Linked DNA regions of Homo sapiens: region 1 is linked to region 2. A link is an interaction called in ENCODE POLR2A ChIA-PET data of the cell type or tissue named here. Cell type or tissue: OCI-LY7. All regions are shown on one strand. Links, peaks and the distances in the headings refer to the core of each region. The heading gives the core; the rest is flanking DNA. Region 1 has its middle 6.4 kb from the start of AVP. Region 2 overlaps UBOX5 (U-box domain containing 5).

Evidence for each region. Peaks named below come from ENCODE experiments on the same cell type or tissue, not always from the same donor. Only the 100,000 strongest peaks of a DNase experiment are listed, where the experiment ranks them.
Region 1: POLR2A ChIA-PET joins it to region 2 with 5 read pairs; 8 of 35 experiments call an interaction of 5 or more read pairs at or near these places.

Annotation. Positions count from the first base shown.
Region 1 is chr20:3,087,061-3,095,287 of GRCh38, forward strand. It overlaps the pseudogene RN7SL555P. Among named protein-coding and RNA genes, the nearest start is that of AVP, 6.4 kb to the left of the region's middle. RefSeq lists enhancers at 5,522-6,022, 6,023-6,523. In OCI-LY7, for the core only: no CTCF peak of the experiment used is centred there; a DNase peak (open chromatin) is centred at 3,591.
Region 2 is chr20:3,144,821-3,153,211 of GRCh38, forward strand. The region is part of intron 1 of UBOX5 (U-box domain containing 5); the gene reads right to left. FASTKD5 (FAST kinase domains 5) reads right to left here. Exons shown (of 2, transcript NM_021826.5): 2 at 1,699-4,440. The coding sequence starts at 4,250. The coding sequence ends at 1,956. UBOX5-AS1 (UBOX5 antisense RNA 1) reads left to right here. Exons shown (of 7, transcript NR_038395.1): 7 at 5,718-6,047. Among named protein-coding and RNA genes, the nearest start is that of FASTKD5, 11 kb to the right of the region's middle. In OCI-LY7, for the core only: no CTCF peak of the experiment used is centred there; no DNase peak of the experiment used is centred there.

The DNA of each region.
Region 1 (8,227 bases), core at 1-8,000, 58 kb before region 2:
TTTGAGAGGCAAAGGCAGAAGGATCACTTGAGCCCAGGAGTTCGAGACCAGCCTGGACAACATAGACCTTATCACTACAGATAATTTAAAAATTGGGCAGGTGTGGTGGTGCATGCCTGTGGTCCCAGCTACTCGGGAGGCTGAGGTGGAAGAATTGCTTGAGCCCAGGCTGCAGTGAGCCATACCTGAGCCACTGCACTCCAGCTTGGGTGAGAGTGAGACACTGTTTCAAAAGAAAAAGTAGCTTTAGAAAAGTGCCTGCATGTGGCCAGGTGCGGTGGCTCATGCCTGTAATCCCAGCACTTTGGGAGGCCGAGGCAGGCGGATCATGAGGTCAGGAGATCTAGACCATCCTGGCTAACATGGTGAAACCCCGTCTCTACTAAAAATCCAAAAAAAAAAAAAAATTAGCCGGGTGTGATGGCGGGCGCCTGTAGTCCCAGCTACTCAGGAGGCTGAGGCAGGAGAATGGCATGGACCTGGGAGGCAGAGCTTGCAGTGAGCCAAGATCGCGCCACTGCACTCCAGCCTGGGCGACAGAGCGAGACTCCGTCTCAAAAAAAAGAAAAAGGGGGCTGCAGCATTGTAAAGTTAATGAACAGTAGTATTGCATTAGTAATGCCATTATTCTTTGTTTTGTTTTGTTTGAGATGGAGTTTTGCTCTTGTTGCCCAGGCTGGAGTGCAGTGACGCGATCTTGGCTCACTGCAACCTCTGCCTCCCAGGTTCAAGCGATTCTTCTGCCTCAGCCTCCTGAGAAGCTGGGATTACAGGCGCCCATCTCCACGTCCAGCTAATTTTTGTATTTTTAGTAGAGACAGGGTTTCACCATGTTGGCCAGGCTGGTCTCAAACTCCTGGCCTCAGGTGATCCACCCCACTCAGCCTCCCAAAGTGCTGGGATTACAGGCATGAACCACCATGCCTGGCCAATGCCATTATTCTTGTTAAGAGCTAGGAGATTTTTCCAGAGAGAGCAGCTTCCTGGATTAGTCTAGGAGGAACATTTTCATTCTACTCCTGGCCTGGAAACAAGCTTGGTCTGAGGCCGTTGCCCCGCTGAGACTCTGTGGGTTGTGAGGCTAGCTGAGGAGAGAGGCTGGAGGCCTGGCTAAGGCGCCTTGGCCCAGCACCTTACCCCTTCTTCACTGCAGGGGGTTGAGTCAACAACTGAAAACGGATGAGGCCAGACTGACTGAAGGGCCCAAGCCATGGGACAGCCAGGACCTCTGTGCTGACCAGATCTGTCTACCAGGATCTTCATTCTAAGACCGGCCTCCCACACCGAGGCCCCTTTCTCCCAGGACCTACCTTCTCGGAACCTTGGCTGACTGGGAAAAGTCTCTATCCTGTGCTGACTGGCTGCATTTCCAACACATCACCCCATATGTCACATGGACCCCCCAGACACTGCACACCCTTCTACACGTCCCTTACAGGTTTCCTTTCCCAATCTACTTTTTACATCTTCTCGGTCCTTTTATCTCCTACATCTCAGCTCATGATCCTGATTCATTCATCCTTCCAAAAGAAAGGAGTCAGCTCCTTCACCAGTTCCTTCCCCCTCCCCTGATGTATACCCTTCATCCACCATTTTCTAAATACAATGACGTTATGATAGATCAGTATTACAAGTTAGATTGCAATTCTGCCCTCTGAGCTAAGCCACGTAGTATATTATGATGATCTTTCTATCTGTGAACAACTTTTTGTATTCCTTGGAGTTAGTGGTCATCTTGGTTTTTCATTTGTGGTCCATCTGCCCTTTGTTTTTGTTTTTGTTTTTGTTTTTGTTTTTAGAGATGGGGTCTCACTCCACCTGCCATTTATCCAGAAGTCAACATTTATTCTTCAACTCCCTCCACCTGGGCTTCTGCTCAAACCAGCCCATTGAAACTCCTGTTGTCAAGGTGTTAAACTACTTCCATATTGAAAAATGTGGTCGGCTGGGCGCAATGGCTTACACCTGTAATCCCAGCACTTTGGGAGGCCGAGGCCGGTGGATCACGAGGTCAGGTGTTCGAGACCAGCCTGGCCAGCATAGTAAAACCTCGTCTCTACTAAAAATAGAAAAATTAGCCGGGCGTGGTGGCACCTGCCTGTAATCCCAGCTACTCGGGAGGCTGAGGCAGGAAAATCGCCTGAACCCAGGAGGCGGAGGTTGCAGTGAGCCAAGATCGTGCCACTGCACTCCAGCCTGGGCAACAGAGCAAGACTCCGTCTCAAAAAAAAAAAAAAAAAAAAAAAAACGAAAAATGTGGTGGTGATGTCTATGTCCTTATTTCACATGATCTAGCAGCATTTGACATGGGTGAACACTTATCCTTTTCTTTTTTTTTTTTTTTCTGAGACGGAGTCTTGCTCTGTCGCCCAGGCTGGAGTGCAGTGGTGTGATCTCCGCTCACTGCAAGCTCCGCCTCCTGGGTTCATGCCATTCTCCTGCCTCAGCCTCCCGAGTAGCTGGGACTACAGGTGCCCGCCACCGCGCCCGGCTAATTTTTTGTATTTTTAGTAGAGACGGGGTTTCACCGTGTTAGCCAGGATGGTCTCGATCTCCTGACCTCATGATCTGCCTGCCTCGGACTCCCAAAGGGCTGGGATTATAGGCGTGAGCCACCGCGCCCGGCCACACTTATCCTTTTCTGAAACACACTTTGTTTGGTTCCACCGATGCTACACTCTCTTGGTTTTCCTTCTGTTACACCGGGTGTTCTCTCTGTCTCCGTTTCTGGCTCCTTCTCTTTGACCTTGACTTCTAAACGTTGGAGCATCCCAGGAATCAGTCCTGTGTCCCTTCTCTTCCTGGGTGATCCCACAATTTTATATACTTACTACAAGCTAATAATTCCCAAACTGGTATTTCCATCCTGGGCCTCTCCCCAAAGAGCCAGACTTATAGTTTCAACTGCCCAGTGACACCTCACATTGGATATCCAATAGGCTTCTCCAACTTAACAAAGTCAACACGCAACTCCAGATTCTCAGCTGTTTCCCTGCTCTTCCAGGGTTCCCACCTGTGTGATCTTACCACCATCCAACCAGCTGCTCCTCCCAGAACCTGAGACTCACCCTGGGTCTTCTCTTTCCCTCACTGTTGCTTATGTTACCTCTAAAATCAGTCTCAACTCCAACTGCTGCTTTGGGATCTGAGATCCTGCTGTTTCCGTGTCCTGGAAGATTCCTCTACCCGCACCCTCCCCAGGATTCATTTGATTGGTTTAAATGGCATCTCTTAAGAGGAGGCTCCCCTGACTGCCCTATCTAGAGCATCCCCCATCTCTGTTATCTTCTGTCTGGGACTATGTTGATGAATTTCATAGCACCTACTGCAATTCACAATTCATTTTTTGTGTGTCTATCTTTTTGTGTGTGTATGCCTATAACCCCTTTAAAATGAAACACCAGGGCAGAAAGGAAGGACTCTACCTTTCATGCTCAGTACGGTAACCCCACTCCAGGTAGAGGGTGTTCAATAAATTATGGAAAGAAGGAAGGGAAGCTCTGGGTACCAGCTTCAGCTCTCCAGGGAGTTCTGTGTGACCCAGGGCAAGTCACACCTGTTCCCAAGGTTATTTACTTGAAGTACTAACCCCACTTCCTGTCCCACTGAGGTCTTAAGGGAATCAGATGAGGGTGCCATAAAGGGTTAAGATTTCTGCAATCCTTACATAATAAAACGTGGCAAGCCTCCAGATGAAACCCCAAATGTCAGAATGTTCTATAAAGTACTTCCTTACCCTTAGACCACCTTTTCTGAGAAGAAGTAACAGTTAACTAATCTTAGCAGAGCATCTGCCCTGCCCACACCTTCTGTTTCTTATTCCCCTGCTGTATATACCATAGAACATCTCCACTACTGCCAGAGAGGGCATGGCCTCATTTTCTTTCTATCTTTTTTCCTTTTTAATTTTTTTTTTTTTTTTTTTTTTTTTTGTAGAGATGAGGGTCTCACTGTGTTGCCCAAGCTAGTCTCAAACCCCTGGTCCCAAGTAATCCTCCCACCTTGGCTTCCCAAAGTGCTGCAATTACAGGCGTGAGCCACTGTGCCTGGCCATTGGCTTCATGTTCTTTTTCTTTTCTTTTCTTTTTTTCTTTTTCTTTTTTTTTTTTTTTTTTTTTGAGACAGTGTCTCGCTCTGTCGCCCAGGCTGGAGTGCAGTGGTGCGATCATGGCTCACTGCAAACTCTACCTCCTGGGCTTAAGAGTGATCCTCCCACCTCAGCCTCCCGAGTGGCTGGAACCACAGCACCATGCCCAGCTAATCTTTGTTTTTGTGCAGACAGGATTTCACCATTTTCCCCAGGCTGGTCTCAAACTCCCGAGCCCAAATGATGTGCCCACCTTGACCTCCCAAAGTGCCGGGATTACAGGCATGAGCCACCGTGCCTAGCTGGCTTCATTTTCAAAAGAACACTGCTGGTAGCAGTAAGTCCAGCTTTCTCTCTTTTCACCTGTTGGCTCACTGCAACCTCCGCCTCCCGGGTTCAAGCAATTCTCGTGCCTCAGCCTCCCTAGTAGCTGGGATTACAGATGCTCACCACCATGCCTGGCTAATTTTTGTATTTTTTGTAGAAATGGGCTTTCACCATGTTGGCCAGGCTGGTCTCGAACTCCTGACCTCAAGTGATCCGCCTACCTCTGCCTCCCAAAGTGCTGGGATTACCGGTGTGAGCCACGGCGCCAGCCTCCAGTAGTATTTTTGAGGACCCACACAAATGCTCTGTAAACTATGAAGAGGGGAACAAGAGCAAACAAAAGATGTTGTGGGAGCCCAAGACCTGCTTACTGAATTGAATCAAAGAGGATACATTGAGCAGGGATGAGAAACCTCTGAGAAAAATGCTGAGCCTGAGGGGACAGGTATGGAACTGAAATGGATCCACTGCAGGACCAAGTAAAAAAGGGCGGGGGAGGCCTTCTGCTCTTTCCAGACCAAGGCACATCTCAGCTGGATTGAAGAGCTAAATAGAATAAAATCAGCCGACAAGCTGGGCGCGGTGGCTCATGCCTGTAATCCCAACACTTTGGGAGGCCGAGGCGGGCAGATCACGAGGTCAGGAGTTCAAGACCATCCTGGCCAACATGGTGAAACCCCGTCTCTACCAAAAATACAAAAAAAAATGAGCTGGGCATGGTGGTGCGCGCCTGCAGTCTTAGCTGCTTGGGAGGCTGAGGCAGGAGAATCACTTGAACCCAGGAGGCGGAGGTTGCAGTAAGCCAAGATCGCGCCACTGCACTCCAGCCTGGGCGACAGAGTGAGACTCCGTCTCAAAAAAAAATCAGCTGACGAGGGCCGGGGAGCGGCGGGGAGGGGATGCGGGAAGCCAGGTCTGAATATTTATCGTATCTCTAGAGGGGGGTTACATTAAACTTTTAAAAGAAATCAGAAATGAAAAGACAATAAAAATTCTTTAACTTGCAAAAATAACCTAAGTAAAAGGCAAAATAAACGAAGAAAAATATTTTTGACAAACTCGTTTCTATATGGAAAACCTGTACGGCAGCAAGACCTGTAGACTCGCATCTAGAGACGCTCAACCCTAGCTCCGTGTTCCAAGTGACGTGGCCTGTCGCACCCGCCGGGGACAATGACTGCGGCCCTGGGGTCCCACAGACGTTCCCTTTGCTAGACTTAAGGAAGAGCTAGGCCTGTCCGCGCTCCCAGCCCCCACGCAGCCAGACACCCGCGGGTGCTGAGATGAAGAGTGAAGTCACCAGGAGAGACAGGAAACAGCGCGGGCCTCGGGGACCCGAGGGCGCGGAAGCTCGGGGGCCGGGGTCGAGCACAGATTGGGAGGCGCAGCGCTGGGCGCACGTCCCCGTCGGCCCGGCGGCCCCTAATGAGGCGCGCTGTGCGCAGACTGCTAAGAGCAGCATGAGCACGGCTCCGGCGGCCCCCAGGGCCCCGCGGGTCGGCGCCACCCCGGAGCGCGGTGCCCGGAATCACTTAGCGCCATCAGCCGGGCGGCTGGGAGGGGGAAGCGGCCGATCCGGGCGGCTGGGAGGGGGAAGCGGCCGATCCAGGCGGCAGCGGAGGGGGCTGCAGCGGAGGCGGCCCCGGCTTGCACGCTCGCCCTTCCGCCTGCCCGGCAGGGCCCCGTCTGAGCCCCAGGCCCCAGGCCCAGCGGCGCCGCTCGCCGGTGAAGGAAACCAGCGCAGAGAGGCCGCGCTGCCAGGCGCGTGGTGGTCCGGGGGTCCACGTGTGAGCCTCGCCCTAGGCTGCCAATTGAGAGTTCCACCTCCGCCCAGAGAGACCCCACCTCACCCCTCCAACCTGGGGCGCGCGGGCCGGCGGAGGGGTCCTGGGGCGAGTGGGCAGGATAGGCCGCCGCGCGGGGTGGGCTTCTACGGGGTGTACTCGTTGCCTGTGGCTGGGGACTGAAATTCCCCGGAAAAGGAGACGGGGAGGACACACCTGGAGGGATAAACAGCTTGTGCAGGGATGTGAAAGAGAGAACCCAGCTGTGTGTGCGTGTGCGCGCGTGTGTGTGGTAGGGACGTCATACAGGACGCGTGGCCTACGAACGTGCTAAACCACTGGCAATAAAAACACAGAGTGTGGGGCCGGGAGCGGTGGCTCACGCCTGTGATCCCAGCACTTTGGGAGGCCAAGGCGGGTGGATCACCTGAGATCAGGAGTTCAAGACCAGCCTGGCCAACATGGTGAAACCCCATCTCTACTAAAAATACAAAAATTAGCCGGCCGTTGTGGCAGGCGCCTGTAATCCCAGCTAGTCGGGAGGTTGAGGCAGGAGAATCGCTTGAGCCAGGGAGGCGGCTGTTGCAGTGAGCCGAGATTGCGCCACTGCACTCCAGCCTGGGCAACAAGAGTGAAACTCTGTCTCAAAAAAAAAAAAAAAAAAAAAAGGAGTGTGTGCCAGCATCACTGTTTTAAGCCTTTTACGTATATTTTCCTCCTTGAATCACATAAACCCTGTGAAGGAGGAAGTATTTTTATCTCTATTTGCAGACAGGAAACTGAGGGGCAGAGAGGTTGAATAACTTGCCCAAGTTATTCAACGAACAAGTGATAAACAGCAGACCTGGGATTCAAACTCAGGCTCCAGGGTCTGTGCCCTTCACCACGCTACTGCCACAAAACCCTAGCAGAGCCGGGTGCTGGGGCACGCGCCTGGAGTCCCAGCTACTCCTGAGGCTGAGGCAGGAGGATGCTTGAGCCCAGGAGGTACAGGCTGCAGTGAGCCATGATCACGCCACTGCACTCCTGCCTGGGCTGCCGTGGGCTATGCCTAGCTGGCGTCTGCACTAAGTTCAGCATCAGCATGGTGACCTCCCGGGTGCAAGGGGACCACCAGGTTGCCTAAGGAGGGGTGAACCGACTCAGATCAGAAATGGAGCAGGTGAAAACCCTGTGCTAATCAGTAGTGGGATCCTGCCTGTGAATAGCCACTGCACTCCAGGCTGGGTGACATGGTCAGAACCCATCTTTGAAGGGGAAAAAAAAAAGATTGGGCTTGGGGGTGCATGCCGGTGGTCCCAACTACTAGCAAGGCAGAGGCAGGATGATGGCTTGAGCCCAGGAACCGGAGGCTGAAATGAGCTATGATCGTGCCACTGCACTTCAGCCTGGGTGACACAGTCAGACCCTGTCTTATAAAAAATAATAATAATAAAATATAAAATAAACAAAATAAAATAGCAGTGACTAAACCCCAAAGACATTTGTAATTTACTATAATTCAAGTTGGGAAGTGGGTGGTCCCAGGCCTGGCTGAAATTCAGGGATGGCATCTAGGGCTTCCCCACTCCTGTCTGGTACCCTCCACATGTCTGAGTGTCCCTCCTTGTGGCAAGGGGACAGCCACAAAATGGGTTCCCTCTTCTGAGCCTCTCCGCTCTCAGGGAGGAGAAACCTGCCCAGAGTCCCCACCCCTAAATCCCTCCAGACTGGACAAGCACCACTAGCCGGCTGCCTTCTTTGGGTTAGGCCAGCCAAAGCTCACCCCTAAGATTAGGTGTGCTCACAGGCCCCTGACAAAATGGGGTCCTGTTGGTGAGGAAGAGGAGGGACGGGACTGGCTGCTGGGTCAGTAACTGGGGTATTTGTCCCCGGCCCCAGGCTGGAAGGCATTGGTAGACTTGTACAGATCACTTCACTTGTGGGGACCCTGTGGCACAGAGAGACCCCGTGGCTTGTCCGGGACCACACAGCTAAGCCGGGCAGAACTACTGAGCGAGGAGCCTATCAGTCCTGGTTCCCAAGCTCC
Region 2 (8,391 bases), core at 104-8,103:
TCATCTGAGCTACTTGCTATGAAAACCATTCTGCCTAAGCGTCAGACTTGGGAACCATTGGCCCAACAGGTGCTTGTGTAATTCTGTTCTTCTAGGTCCAATTTTAAGAAGAAAAATATGAGGGTAGGGGGAGTTTATGCAAGACAAGTAGAAATGTGAAAGAGGGAGCTAAAAGAAAAATATTAAGTTCACCAATTCTGAAATGGCTCTTAAAGCAAAAGGAATCAGCAACTAAGGACAAACAACCACATCTAAACAAGAATAAGAATTTTAATTTTAGAGCACGTGAAAAGATGTGTTGGAGGAAAAATCCTGAAATATAAGTGAAGCTTTGAGAGCCTTTTTTTTTTTTGACAGGGTCTCACTCTGTCAGCCAGGTGGGAGTGCACTGACACAATCACAGCTCTCTGCAGTCTTGACCTTCTAAACTACGGTGATCCTCCCACCTCAGCCTCCTAAGTAGCTGGACTACAGGTGTGCATCACCATGCCCAGCTAATTTTTTGTATTTTTAGTAGAGATGGGGTTTTGCCATGTTGCTGGTCTGGAACTCCTGGGTTCAAGAGATCACCCAAAGTGCTGGGACTACAGACCTGAGTCACCACACTTGGCCTTTTTTTCCTTTTTTTTTTTTTTTTGAGTTAGGGTCTTGCTCTGTCATCCAGGCTAAAGCACAGTGGTGTCATCTCAGCTCACTGCAGCCTCAACCTCCCAGGCTCAACAGATCCTCCCACCCAGCCTCCTGAGTAGCTAGGACTGCGGGGGCACACCACCACGCCTGGCTAATTTTATTTTTTTGCAGAGGCAAGGTCTCACTATGTTGGCCAGGCTGGTCTCAAACTCCTGGACTCAAGCAATCTTCCCACTTTGGCCTCCTAAAGGCTGAGATAACAGGCATGAGCCACCACATCCAGCATGAGATTCTTATTTTAAAACAAGGTATAGGCCAGCCACAGTGGCTCATGCCTGTAATCCCAGCACTTTGGGAGGCCAAGGTGAGTGGATCATCTGAGGTCAGGAGTGTGAGACCAGCCTGAACAACATGGTGAAACCCCATCTCAAATAAAAATGCAAAAATTAGCTGGGCGTGGTGGTGGGCGCCTGTAACCCCAGCTACTCAGGTGGCTGAGGCAGGAGAACTGCCTGAACCTGGGAGGCAGAGCTTGCAGTGAGCCAAGATCGCGCCATTGCTCTCCAACCTGGGCAACCGAGGGAGACTCCGTCTCAAAAAAAAAAAAAAGGCCAGACGCGGTGGCTCACACCTGTAATCCCAGCATTTGGGAGGCCAAGGCAGGCGGATCACCGGAAGTCAGGAGTTCAAGACCAGCCTGGTCAACATGGAGAAACCCCGTTTCTGCTAAAAAGACAAAAATTATCCAGGTGTAGTGATACGCGCCTGTAGTCTCAGCTACTCGGGAGGATGAGGCAGGAGAATTGTTTGAATCTGGGAGGCGGAGGTTGCAGTGAGCTGAGATTGTGCCACTGCATTCCAGCCTGGGTGACAGAGCGAGACTCCATCTCAAAAAACAAACAAAAAAACTGGCTTTAAAAAAAAAAAAAATCTGTAAGGGTGGGGGGAGGGTCTCCAGAAAAGAATAAAATTTTTAAAAATTGGCTTTATATAATGTCTGACTATACTTTTATTCTAAAAACTCTGTGACATAAGGCTGGTAAACAGAAAGAAAAATCCAACAAGGACTTACTTGACCGTAGGACATATTAAGATGTTTATTATTTACTAAGAGTAACATGTATACATTTGCAGTAATTTGTACAATCCAACTACATTACAATTCACAGTAACATACACTAGCTCTAACCTGCCTTGGATACAATTAAGTCTCCTCAACACACTATTTTATCGCCAAACTTACATTCTGGCTTTTATAATCATTTTGCAACACCTGGTACAGTATACACCTATAGCTTTGCCATAGAAATGCCCCTAAATGCCCTTCAGAGAGCAGAGGTGAATACTTTCTCATGAAGAAACGCCAACTTTTCTAAGCGAGTTCGTTTCAGTAGTGGGAGCCATTCCCAGTAGGATAACTCTACCACACGGTAGCCAAGCCGAGCCAGCTGCCGCCTCTTCATATTGTGCAGTCCAAGGAGATCCCTGGAGCCATAGCAATACTGGTTCCTGTTTGTGAACTGAACAGCCAGCTTCATTCTTGGGGTCTGCATGCAGGCTGCGGGGCACAGGCCAGCCATCTCCATGGCCCCTGATTTATCTGCTACATTGCAAAGGAAGCCCCCCAGAGGTACAGCTGCCTTATTCTCCAACTCCATGGGCTGCTGCCCAGGCTCTGACTCAGTTTTGCCCTGGAAATGTCCTCTTGCTTTCCCTTTTAGTAACTTATTCATCAAATCATCTGTAAGGCTGACTCCCACATGCTCAAGCCTTAATTTGGCTACATTTTCAGCCGGCGTGGCTTCTCTATTAAATGGTAATGGCTTCAGGTTAACATCAAGCTGGACCTCTAAGTCAGAAGATCGGGTATGAGGCAAAATCATATGGTGCTTGACGTACTGGGGCCCCCCCAGCATGGTCTCCAGTAAAAAGACAGTTTCTAAGAATTCAGGCTTTGAATTCATATCCTTCTCTGCTAAATACCACAGCAATTCAGACCCCTCTTGCTGAAGGTGAGTACTAAGACGATTGCCTCTGTAATCTGGACACTCAATGCCAACTGTACCATCGAGGGTATATAGTTCCTTAAGGAGGTCAAACTTAGTTCTCTCCTGAGCTAACCTGACAAACCCTGGACTGAGAGCGAAATCAATTAACTCTACTGGAAAGTACTCCAAAAATGCCAGGCCCAGCAGGCAGGTGGGCAGGTGTTCTGGGTACTGGTTGAATTCAGGCATCTTTCTGTGAATCTCACTTATCAGGCTGGAGTAAAATTCTTCTGCATTGGGTGGCTTATAATTCAGAGTTCCAAATGACCACAGAATCTTGGCAACATCTTTACTTCGACAGTGTGCCACTCTAGGAGGCAAAGACGCAGCCACTGCATTCATTACTCCTTCATTCAGGAAGCGTAAGGCCGAGCAGTAAAGAGTCAGGTGCATGACACCTTGAACTCCCAGGGAAGGAATTCGCTGAGGAGCTATCTCTCCAATCTGCTTCATGAAATTGATGTGATCCACGTGAGTGAAACGGAACATTTTAACAATATTCACTAAGGAGCGACTACTCAGATGCTGAATGTTAGCACAAGCCAAGTCTCCAATTTTCCGCATGACAAATTCAGAGAGATTAGTACTTGATTTAAAGAACCCCAAACAGATGGTACCAACCTCCTCCAAATTGATCAAATCTATATATTTAAGGATCAATGATTCCAATTTTTGCATTAGGTCCTGGGATACCTGACGATTTTCACCTATAACATAAATTAAGTGAACTAGCTGAGACAAGGATAGATCCTTCCAGTGCAAATTAAGATAACTAGAAAAAATGTTTAAAAACCTAGGTACTTTGCGGCCTAAGTACCTCCAGAGATCAGCCACCAAAAGGAGCTGATCCATATTCATCTCCCATACCTGATGGCAACACTTGGTCTCATACACATCTAGCATTGAATGGGAGTGAGGGATTCCTAAAATGACAAAAGCTTTCAAAACATTGATCAGATCTTGGGTATCAAAGAGCTGTATCTTCTTCACACTCAGCTGGCAGAGCAGAGCAAAGCTGGTACTGCCCAGCAAGACAGGATGCTGCTCTGCAGGCAAAGAGCTCAGCTTACACAAATAATCAACAATGACTTGAGCCTGGAGATTATTTTGATTAACTCTGACTTTGTGCAAAATTAGTTCACCTTCTGAAACAGACAGGAGCTGAGAAGTCTCAGATGCATTATAGCTGTGAACACGGTATTCTGGTCTTAGCTGTAGGAAAACTCGCATGTTTTCAAAGGAATCAAACACTTCTACGTCCTCTTCATCAACTCCTGTGGCCCTGGGTGAGCCCAGCTGCAATGTACTGGCCTTAGAGGAAGAAGTCTTGCTGAATTCCAAACCTGGGTGGGCACTGCTGGTTGTCAGGATTCTCCGAGAAGAGAAGGTGCTACATATGTTCTTAACTTTTTTGGCAGAATGGCAGAGGCTAATGTGTTCTGGAGGGTCCTGTCCCCCATGCTGTGTGCTGCTCACATTCCAGTATGACACACTTCGGACTGCACCAAAGGCAGAAGGACTGCAAAATGCTCGGTATCTTACAAGTTTTAATGACTTGAGAGTAGCTGCCATTCTGGTGTCAGTATTGATCTCTTTGGCAGTCAGAATACAGTCCTCACAGATTTGACCAGGCAATTTCTTGTTTATATGGTGCTTGATTAGAGCTGGACGGGGAGGTGTTCCACAAAAACTGCCTGGAAATCTTCAGCATATCACAAGAGCCAGGGATCACAAATGACTGGGTCAGAATTGGTGCCAGATACTGAAAAAAGGGTAGATGAAGAATGAGTGGCTTCTACCTATAAAAGCATCCAAATTTACACATTATAAAAAACAGGTTGAAACTACACTGCTGTCTACTCAAATAAGTTCAATGCTAGTAAATGCCCAAACCACATGACAGCATATATCAAGGATAAATTCTGCGGTCTGTGTAAAGGCCTAGGAAAACCCCCAACCCAGGGTACCCGTGGGCAGTTCCTGGACTGCTGCTCACCAGACTTCCTTCACTGTACAAGGCAAGCAGTGACGGCTAAAGAAGAGACGGTGCTCCGCTAACATTTGATAGGAAGAAGGAAGGCAGATTTCTAGAAAGAAGGCTGGGAACAAAAGTGAGCAACTCCTTCCATCTCTTTGATATCAAGGCAAACAGGTCCTACCTGAAGAATGTTTATAAAAACTGCTATGCTAACAGCACTAAGTAAAAAGTGGGATCTGGTATAAAAGATAATTAGTTGGCTGGGTGTGGGTGGCTCATGCCTGTAATGCCAGCACTTTGGGAGGCCGAGGCAGGCAGATCACTTGAGGTCAGGAGTTCAAGACCAGCCTGGCCAACAAGGCGAAATCCCGTCTCTATTAAAAATACAAAAAATTACCCAGGTGTGGCAGCACACACCTGTAATCCCAGCTACTCAGGAGGCTGAGGCAGGAGAATCCCTTGAACCCAGGAGGCAGAGGTTGCGGTGAGCCAAGACCGTGCCACTGCACTCCAGCCTAGGCGAAAAAGTGAGACTCCATCTCAAAAAAAAAAAAAAAAGATTTAATTAGTTATACCTACGATAACCCTCCCTGTTCTTATAGCGCAAAACTGTTAATTCCAAAATTCTGTCATTCTAATGCTGTTCTTTTACTTTTTAGAAGATGCCTACTCTCCTCTTCAGGAAGCTTATAACAGAATTTGAGTCACTATTAGAGAGTAGTCACAGAGTAATGGTGTTATTAGAAAGTATACTAAAAAACTCACTCATTTTGGTGGGAGAAAGCAGAAGGTTGAGGGTCTGCTCACTGTCACTTCACGGGTGGGAAGCAAAGAGTACCCCAAAGCTGGGCTCAGGGTTCAGGGAACGCCAATTGACGCAACTGCCCCGCTGACATCTTCTGGAGAAGGCAGCTTAGCAATGTTTCCAGTGAGTCTTTATTCTGCCTGTGAGCAGTATAATGCCCATTTTTCTCCCATGGCAGAAACCATGAGAGACTATGAAATTGATTCTGCTGTGCTCTCGCTTTCCTTAATGCTTATTCTTTTTCTTTCCACTTAAGTGCCAAAGCCTGACAAGCAAGACCCAAGGAGACCTGAGTTGTCAACTGATGTACCAGACAGGGCTGTTGCTGCAGAAAACTCCATAAAAGTTCCAAGGGTGCCAGAATGACTTTCTGAAATGCCTGCCTAACTCTGCTGTCAGCCACTTTCTTCCAGAGCCCATAGCACATCATCATTTAGTTCATCAAAGAACAGCAGGGCAGGTCAGTGGCTCTGTTCCAGTAGCCCAGCTACACAGGCTTCTCTAGATGGCAGGAACATATGTATGAATTTCTGTGTGAATCAGAGCAGAATTCTCTCACATTAAATTTTTATACACTTGGTTCTTTACTGTGGCTTGTGGACCATTCTTTTTTTCTTTTTTGAGACAGTCTCACTCTGTCACCCAGGTTGGAGTATAGTGGCATGATAACTGCAGCTTTGACCTCCCACTTCAAGCAATCCTCCCACTTCAGCCTCAGCCTCTTGAAGTAGCAAAAACTACAGGTGCACACCACCAAACCCAGTTAGTGTGTGTTTGTGTGTGTGTTTGTGTGTGTGTGTGTGTGGAGATGGAGTCTCACAATGTTGCCAAGGCTGGTCTCAAACTCCTGGGCTCAAGTGATCCTCCTACCCTGGCCTCCTGAAGTGCTAGTATTACAGGCATCAGCCACCATGCCTGACCACCTGTGGACCATTCTGCCCACCAAATTTCAATCTGTGGTTCAGATCAAGGGTGAGCAGACTATGTCCTGGGGCCCAAATCTAGCTCTTCACATGTTTTTGTAAACAAGGTTTTTTCAGAACATAGCTAGGCCATTCATTATATATTGTCTATGTCTGCTTTCCTGCTACAAGAGCAGAACTGTGTAACTGTGGCAGATTGTATGGCCTGCAAAGCATATTTAGTGTTTGGTCTATTACATAAAAAGTCTGCTGATCTCTGCTACACACTATTTCTATAAATGCAGATAGCCAGCTTTTTAAAAATTAGAAAAACTTGGCCACGCCTATAATCCCAACACTTTGGGAAGCTGAGGCAGAAGGATTGCTTGAGGCCAGGAGTTTGAGACCAGCCTGAACAACACAGCAAGACTGTCTAAAAAATAAAATAAAATAAAAAATAAATTAAAAAAATAAAAAATTTTAATTAAAATTGGAAAAACTATAGAAAAATAGTACTAAAATAATGTTTTTCTTTAATATTTAGATGATAATTGAAGATTACAGTCCTCAAAATAGTCATTAGGAAATCCAATTAATACTACAGCACAGGAAAGGTGGGAACAAAAGAGACAGCAGGATGGCCAGGCGTGGTGGCTCATGCCTGTAATTCCAGCACTTTGAGAGGCCAAGGCAGGCAGATCACTTGAGGTCAGGAGTTCGAGACCAGCCTGGCCATCATGGTGAAACCCTATCTCTACTACAAATACAAAAATTAGCCAGGTGTGGTGGCATGAGCGTGTAATCCCAGCCACTCGGGGGGCTGGGGCACAAGAGTCGCTTGAACCCAGGAGGCGGAGGTTGCAGTGAGCCAAGATGGTGCCACTGCACTGCAGCCTGGGTGACAGAGACTCTGTCTCAAAAAAAAAAAAAAAAAAAAAAGAACCAAAAAAACAGAGATAGCAGGTAACAGAACTCTCCAGCTGACAGAACAGGGCTTTTAAGAAGACCTATTTTTGGCTGGGCACAGTGACTCATGTCTGTAATCCCAGCACTTTGGGAGGCTGAGGCGGGTGGATCTATGAGGTCAGGCATTCGAGACCAGCCTGGCCAACATAGTGAAACTCTGTCTCTACTAAAAATACAAAAAATTAGCCAGGCGTGGTGGTGGGCGCCTGCAATTGCAGCTGGGGCACCTGCAATCCCAGCTACTCGGGAGGCTGAGGCGGGAGAATCACTTGAACCTGGGAGGCAGAGGTTGCAGTGAGCTGAGATAGCGCCACTGCACTGCAGCCCGGGCGATAGTGCAAGACTCTGTCTCAAAAAAAAAGAAGAGGAAGACCTACTTTCGAATTTGGAATTTAATTTAATCCACCACAATGTGCAACTAAAGCCATATACTGTTCAAATCTGTAGTCTTCATCTCATTTGAGGAAGGAGATCCTGGCCAGGCACAGTGGCTCACACCTATAATCCCAGCACTTCAGGAGGCCAAGGTGGGCGGACCACTTGAGGACAGGAGTTCAAGACCAGCCTAGCCAATATGGGGAAACGCCATCTCTACTAAAAATACAAAAATTAGCTGGGCGTGGTAGTGCGCCTGTAATCCCAGCTACTTGAGAGGCTGAGGCAGGAGAATTGCTTGAATCCAGGAGGCAGAGGTTGCAGTGAGCTGAGATCATACTACTGCATTGCAGCCTGGGCGAAAGAGCAAGACTGTCTCAAAAAAAAAAAAAAGTAGATCCTAAAAAAATAGATTTAAAGGTCCCATTTTTTAAATAAAATAGCTGTGCCATAGTAAAGCGAAAAACAGAAAATGTCTGTCTAGAAGGAGGCTGGTTTACAAGATAAATGTGTGGCAGGCATCAACACATGAAAAAGTACACACTAATATTGAGTGGAACAAATAGCACATAAACAAGAATTAACAAATATCTCTATAAATGATATTAATTTTAAAACATTAAATAATTAAAATTACTTCAATTAATTCTACCTAAGAGTACTTAATGAAATTACTATACGTGGTCT